3 separate regions of the Homo sapiens genome follow, and regions 2 and 3 are each linked to region 1. A link is an interaction called in ENCODE POLR2A ChIA-PET data of the cell type or tissue named here. Cell type or tissue: PC-9. All regions are shown on one strand.

Region 1 (2,500 bases):
ATGATATAGAATTGAGGGTTCAAAAACAAACACATACATTTATGGTCAATTGACTTTTGACAAGGATGCCAAGATAACTGTATAGGAAAAGAAACCTTTTCAATTAAATCATACTGGGATAACTGGATATCCACATGCAAAAGAATGAAGTTGGACTCATTCCTCATATCATACATAAAAATTAACTCAAAATGGATCACAGACTTGCATGTATGAGCCAAAACTAGAAAACTCTTAGAAGAAAACTCTAAGCCCCCTTTCACAGGCACCTAGTACCTGGAATTCTTGAGCCTTTATAGGATAGTGATATGGATTAGCTTGCACTTTCATTCTCTTTCTACAAGTAGTTTTCAGTTTTCTCTTCTAAATATTTATCAACTTGCTTTCTAGCTTCCTAAATTTTGTTAGCATCTTATATCCCTACTCTTCTTTGTCCTTTAGCTTTATTCCTTTTTCCAAATTACTATAACTTAATGAAATTTGAGGAGACAATGGAGATAAACACAGGAATTAATTTCTACACCAAGCCTCTGGGGTAGCTATTATTATCCCCATTTTCCAAACGAGAAAACTAAGGCCAATGGAGTTTAAATAACTTGTCTAAGACCATGGGAAGTAGCTGAGCTAGAATCTGACTCTCAGGGTTATTTCCTTACCATTTTCAATACTATCCTCAAAATAATATTAAGTTCCCCATTCTTGAAATCATCAAAGCTGGCAATGAACACCCTGAAAATCCCTAGGAAGAGGACTGGTTCCTGCTGTAGGGATAGTAATGATTGGGAGAAGAACCTTGTAGCAAGGTTGAGCACCATATAGACTAAGAACAAAGTCAAGGTTTAGAACTATTATGATCATGATCACAGGGAGCTGAAGAGTGAAGTGAGAAGGAAGAATCAAGGAAAACTCTCAAGTTTTCCTGATGCCATTCACAGACAGAGAATACAGAAGGCCTTCTTAAAGAGTTCTAATTTATTAAATACTGATTTACCATGTGCTTGAAAATCCTAGCTCCCATTACTATTACTTTTCTGTGTTGAGCATCGTGGAATCCAAAAATGGAAACAGAAGCATTTCACAAAATGTCTTGCATTAAGCAGAACAGGACACGTACAGCCCAATATATGATGTGCTTTCAAGCAAATAAATGAAACCTTACCTCACTTAAAACCATCTTCAGATAAGATACTTAAGCCATAGGAACTTCCAACCTGCTGAGTCAGACCACATAAAAATATACTTTGCTTAAAGTGCATGGATAAACACAGACTGCTGTAGCACAGGGAGAACAGGTGTAATCTTATACCTTTGATAATAAAGAATTGTACTTTGCCTAAATTAGAAAATAAATTTTCTAAATTTTATTTCCACCTTTCACCCAACAGGAAAACAACATAATTATTAACTTCTTTTTCTACAACTCGAAAAGTTAAAAAAAAAAAAAAAAGATATAATGACAACTTTTCTAAAATGATCTGGCCTCAAACAAAAAAAAAAGCCACTGAAACACCATTAATGAAAGCAAGAGAACAGACAGAATACAGACTTTTTGATGTTTTGCAAAGGCTAATGCAGTTGCTTACCCTCAAAATCAACGTGTGTGGCATTACCCAATAGTCAGCATTTATGTAAGCTACTATTCTGCCAAAACAGCAAGAAAACAAGCAGGTTTCAAGTTTAAAAACCAATGAGGTTCATATAAAAGCCTCTAATGAAGTATATTTCAGACCAACAGCCATACGATCCCCTCCCCAGACTCATCTGAATGTCATGATGATCTAGAATAAAAGACATACTTCAGACCAGGCGCGGTGGCTCACACCTGTAATCCCAGCACTTTGGGAGGCCAAGGTGGGTGGATCACGAGGTCAGGAGTTCGAGACCAGCCTGACCAACATGGTGAAACCCCATCTCTACTAAAAATACAAAAATTAGCCGGTTGTGGTGACATGTGCCTGTAATCCCAGCTACTCAGGAGGCTGAGGCAGGAGAATCGCTTGAAGCCGGGAGGTGGAGGTTGCAGTGAGCTGAGATTGCGCCACTGCACTCCAGCCTGGGTGACAGAGTGAGACTCTGTCTCAAAAAAAAAAAAAAAAAAAAAAAAAAAAGACATACTTCATAAGCAAACAGTAAATATCATTAGGGCAATCATTTCAGAGCTTCTTTCCAGTCACAATTTGCTTATATAAGCAGCTAATTTAATCTCAATTCAATTGAAGAGACATTTTGAGTACATCCTGCATGGCAGGCCCTGATATACTTCCTAGGCACTAGGGAAACAAGCAGACTAGAAGTTCCCATTGATTAAAATTTAGTCCTTTCCTTCAAAGAGCTCATGCAGGGGGGAAATAGGTAAACAGTCACTGTACACTATGGCTATGAAATAATCCATCAGAGCTCATAAACGGCACACCCAGTCTTTCTTGTGGAACACATGTTAATATAATTAGATGGGAAAAGGATTCACAAGGATGATATCTGGCGTGAAGATTTTGTTAAA
Region 2 (2,500 bases), 320 kb before region 1:
TCTCCAAAGCACATAGATTTCTCTGCAGCGGCAATGGGGAAGGGGTGGCATCAGCAACTCAAGACTGTCTTTCCTATCCTCTTCAGTGTCTCTTTCCATGATATGAAGTAAAACCAGGTATTTTGAGTGCTCACCTGATTTTTGGTTCTAGTGAAGGTGGTTTTTTGTGTAGATAGTTGTTGAATTTCTTGTTCCTGCAGGGAGGACAATTGGTGGGACCTTCTAGTCTTCCACCTTGCACCAACTTCTATGGTACTTTTTATTGAAAGTAAGCAAAATATCAAAGATGACTGAATTTAATGGATGTCATGGAAAGGAATGGCTCATGGACAGGAATATATGAGTAAAAGGGAATATATGGTTCATCAATAATTATATATTTCATAAGTTTTGGACAATAAGGTCAAAAACAAAATAACCTTTATTGGGACACTGTAAGTTTTAGAGGTTTTTTTTTGGCATTGATTTCAATTTGGAAAAAGTTTGCTCTGCTAAGGCAGTAGCAACAGGGATTGTCAATAAAAATCTTAAAGTAACATTAGATTTTAAAAGTAGCATGAATTTTATATATTATGGTCAAATATAGGAACACATAATTACACAATACAAACTATATTTATATGTTAAAATAGATTTATAAAATGGTAAATACGTATAATACATTCTATTTTTATTTCATCATATAAATCACTACCACTCATATAATAATTTTCATCATTCCTTAACACAGTAGCTAAGTCCATAAAGAATCAATATCATGTATATGTAGGTCTACAACTAGACCTACCTACACTACAATATTAGAGTAGTATGAGTTGTTTAATATTGTTTAATATTAATGAGCTGCCACATGCAACTATTGCAAATAGTAAGCCATTCCTGAATTCCTCCAAAACTACAAATCGGAACACAAAAAGAAGCAAGAAAATGGACAATGCTTTTCTGGAAAATGATACCCCATTAGGCATTCATGTTATGTGAGAGAAAAGACTTCACAGGATTAATTGATGTGTGCTTTTCTTACCCAAGAGCTTCTGCCACTCACTTGCTTTCCTTACTCGAGAGCAGTGGCTGTTTCTGGTGTGAACAGCAGCACAACCCACAGAACTTTAGACACAGTCATGTGGTGGAAATGATGGAAATGGTCTCTACCCATGCTTGAATGGGTGGTGGTTACAGAGGTGTATACACTTGTGCAAGCTCCTCAAACTAGGCACTTACATGTGAGCATTTTACTCTATGTAAAATACATGATTTTTTGTTTTGAGGATGTAGGGCAAGATATGTGGGAAAGTGTTTCCCTGGGGCCTGAAGGTTGGAAGAAGGAGTGTTAGGTGTATGGAACACACAGTACCCATACTTAGCACAACTTCTCAATGTCATCTCTCACTTGGACTATAACAATCTTTTTTTTTTTTTTTTTTTTTTTTTGAGACAAGGTCTTGTTATGTTGCCCCAGGCTATAGTTCTGTGGTGTGAACACAGTTCACTGCAGCCTCAACCTCTTGGACTCAAGAGATCCTCTTGCCTCAGCTTCCCAAGTAGTTGGGACCACAGGCATGCACCATCACACCTGGCTGGTTTTTTACCTTTATTTTTTGTAGAGATGGGGTTCCACTATGTTGCCCAGGCTGGTCTCGAACTCCTGGGCTCAGGCGATCCTCTCGCCTCCACCTCCCAAAGTGCTGGGATTATACATACATAAGCCACCATGCCCAGCCAACAATGTCTTCTTAATAGGCCTCTCTGCCTTTACTCTTGCCTTCCTCAAGCCTGTTCTCCACATAACAACCAGCTTGATCTTAAAACAAAAATGGCATTGTGTCACTATCTTATTTAAAACCATTCAATTGCATTCCCTTTGCTCTTTAAGATGCAGACCAACAACCTGGAAGTGATTTTTAGGGTGTTCCATGACCTGGCCTCTGTGCATCTCTCTGGCCTCATTTCACAGCACCATCACTGAGCCTTCTGTTTTCCTAAAGCTGCCACCCTAAACCTTAACATGGGCTCTTCTCTCTGGCTGAATGGTTTTCTCCTGGATGGCACTGGTTTGTCCTTCAGCCTCCTCAGACCACGCTCCTGTTTTAGGCTCTATCACCAGACTCTGTCTAGTAATTTATTTTATTGTCACCAGGTTTGTTGGCTCCCCTACCACCACAAACAGGCAAGGACTGTTATAATCATTGCACTTCTAGCTCCTACTTCAATTCCTGCCACAATGAAAGGAGCTAGAAGTACAATGAATATAATAGTCCTTGTGTAAATATTGTTGGATAAATGAATTTGTTTATTTCTGGTGTTTATTTGAGATAGGGTCTTGCTCTGTCACTCAGGCTGGAATGCAGTGATGTAGTGATGGCTCACTGCAGCCTCGAATTCCTGGGCTTAAGTGATCTTCTCACCTCAGCCTCCCAAGTAGCTGGAACTACAGGCATATACCACCACACCTGGCTAATTTAAAAAAAAATTTTGTAGAGACAGGGTCTCACTATGCTGC
Region 3 (2,500 bases), 65 kb before region 1:
CAGCAGGGCAGGAGAAGCCAAAGAAAACTTCTCTAGGAGCCTGGAAAAGGACTGATTCCTATCCCAGCCTCCTCAAAGGGGCACCTCAAGAAGAAATGCACATCACAGTGGGGAGTGAGACTAGGCACAATTTAATCACAGCCTCAGCATCAACCCGTGGGAGCACAGCACAAAGAAACAACCAACCATGGCTTTGTAGAAACAGACATGCCAGGCTCTTCACTGAGGAGGAGGAAGAAAGGCATGGTGACCAAACCAGGCAGGGGTAAGGCAGAGATATTTACAGTCCTACAAGTGTCTGCTTGTCAGATTCGGCCAGCACTGCTGGGTTCTTAAACCCTTGTACCCGCCTTACCACTGGAATCCACCGATGGGTTCTGCAAACCTGTGCCGGATCAGGAAAGTGGCAACAGCTTCAGCTACCTGGAAATGGGAGAGATATTCCAGGCCATATAAAGGTTAGTGATGGGGCTTAGCCTTGGGCTGTGAGCTACTGTTAGATGGTTAGGCTCTACGGTGCCCTCATCCCACCCACAGGTCTGAGTGGCTTGAAATTAAAAGGACCTAGGCCCTCCCTAGCAGAGCTAGAAGACTCCTCCCCACTATCCTTGCCAGGGATAGCTCCATAGAGCTCAAGAGGAATGACGTGAAGGGCTTATGTGTGCCCTCAGAGTTACAGAATGGTGTTTTCTCACAGGAGGAGCCCATATTAATTCCTAACTGTGCCTGTGGTTTAGGGAGCAGTTTCTACCCTAATCATCCCTCTTCCATCTCTGGCTTTTGGGGGTATTGGAGAAGTAGAGCTTAAGATCTTAACCACAGGGCCCTGGGATGAAATAGCAGAGTGTCAGTAGCTCCTCAGCACATATACACAAAACCAATACCATAAGCAGCTGCCAGGGAGAAGTTGGAGAGCTGGTGGAACTGCATCTGCATAGGCTCCACAGCAGCTGCTGCAGGCAATGCAGGCTGAGACTCAGAGACTTGTCTTCTGTGACATCCAGGGTTATTCTCACAGTTGTCCTTTTACAGTCACTGAGCACCAGACTCACCTTGTCAGGGGCATCCTCATGGACTGCATGGCCACACTGGGGTAGGACCTGCATCTGGAACTTCCCTGGAGAGGAATCAAAGCAAGGCAACTTCAGCGACTAAAAGAGCCCTCTCTTATGCAGCCTCATAGGTCATTCCAGGAGCCCAGGACCTACCTCCCCATTTCCAACCTCACCTCAATACTCTGGACCCAATTATCAAGTCTTGCTGAGGATGGTAATACAAGTAATTGTAACCTTGCGCCAATCATTTCCCTTCACTTTTTCCTTCTGTCCTATTTAGTGTACATTTACTGTGGGCCAGAGACACATAGAAGAAACAGTTCTTGTCCTCAGGGGATTTACAGTCCAGTAGGGGAGTAAAACACAAAAACCAACATTTTAATGCAGCATGTCATTCCTATGATAAAACTGGCTACATGGGGCTGTAAGAGCATAAGAAAGGGAACTTCACAATCCAAGAGGGAACCAGGAAGGAAGGAAGGCTTGAAATGGCTTGGAATACAAGAAGCTTGGCATGGTGCTTATGAGAGTGGTTAACAATAAGGCTGGAGAGGTAAGCAGGGGCCAAACCATTAAGGATTTTGTAAGCTATGTTAAGGATTCAAAATGTATTATTACAATAATAAGTTACCATCTGAGCACTTAAGCATGTGCCAGGCATTGTACTAAGCACTTTCTCATACTGTCTTACAGAACACTGTAAGCTCGTAACTAATGCGACAATGATTGAGAATGAACAGCGATGACTGATAAAGAAGATCCCTAAGGAGACTAAAGGATATGAGACCCAGAGCCCCCATAAGTAGAGACAGCAGATTTTCTCAGCCTCAGATTCTCTATTTATAAAATAAAGGAATGGGCTTGAAAGTTCTTCTGGTCATTACATCCTGTGGTTCTTACCCCAGTTACGCAGGATTCAAAAGTTTTCAGTGTATTCTTCTATCCATTTTTAAAGTTGATTCTCAAAATCTACCCTATACAATTAAGCACAAAAATACTGAAATTCTTTTCTGAGATGATGAAACTGAGGCCATGATTAGTGAAGTAACCTGCCCAAGGCCACTTCATTAATTAGTGGAGGAATAAGATGATCCCATTTAGTAAAGTCCATCCTGTGCCCCTCCTCCTGCAGTAAGCTGCCTCTCTCTGGGTGCTCAAGCCTAGTCACCTCTCCCTTCTAGCTCCTAAAGTTGTTAATGCACTTGGATCCAAACACAGAGCAGCACATGGCCCTCTTGTAAGTTTCAAGTAAGTTTACATTTTACATGCCACTGGTGCTTGCCTCCCCAGGAGTGTGTCATTTCCATAAGAACAGGGGACAATGGTGTTATTACTTGCTCTATATCCCTAATAAGACCTAACACAGGGTAGGGCACTGAGTAGATGCTTAAGTCTTTAGCGAATGAATGATGAACAAATGACTAGATCCAAAACTTACAACTCCA

What was found. ChIA-PET counts read pairs that join two places held together with the same protein. Peaks named below come from ENCODE experiments on the same cell type or tissue, not always from the same donor. Only the 100,000 strongest peaks of a DNase experiment are listed, where the experiment ranks them.
Region 2: POLR2A ChIA-PET joins it to region 1 with 9 read pairs; 15 of 35 experiments call an interaction of 5 or more read pairs at or near these places.
Region 3: POLR2A ChIA-PET joins it to region 1 with 14 read pairs; 8 of 35 experiments call an interaction of 5 or more read pairs at or near these places.

What each region holds. Positions count from the first base shown.
Region 1 is chr11:74,184,598-74,187,097 of GRCh38, reverse strand. The region is part of intron 1 of PPME1 (protein phosphatase methylesterase 1); the gene reads right to left. Among named protein-coding and RNA genes, the nearest start is that of PPME1, 15 kb to the right of the region's middle. In PC-9, no CTCF peak of the experiment used is centred here; a DNase peak (open chromatin) is centred at 1,197; H3K27ac peaks cover 959 bases.
Region 2 is chr11:74,508,013-74,510,512 of GRCh38, reverse strand. It overlaps LOC124902712 (a long non-coding RNA gene), which reads right to left. Exons shown (of 2, transcript XR_007062776.1): 2 at 404-1,801. Among named protein-coding and RNA genes, the nearest start is that of LIPT2, 16 kb to the right of the region's middle. In PC-9, no CTCF peak of the experiment used is centred here; no DNase peak of the experiment used is centred here.
Region 3 is chr11:74,249,571-74,252,070 of GRCh38, reverse strand. It overlaps PPME1 (protein phosphatase methylesterase 1), which reads right to left. Exons shown (of 14, transcript NM_016147.3): 12 at 1,053-1,117; 13 at 356-423. It also overlaps a transcript of P4HA3 not described here. Among named protein-coding and RNA genes, the nearest start is that of P4HA3-AS1, 61 kb to the left of the region's middle. RefSeq lists a silencer at 1,313-1,607. In PC-9, no CTCF peak of the experiment used is centred here; no DNase peak of the experiment used is centred here.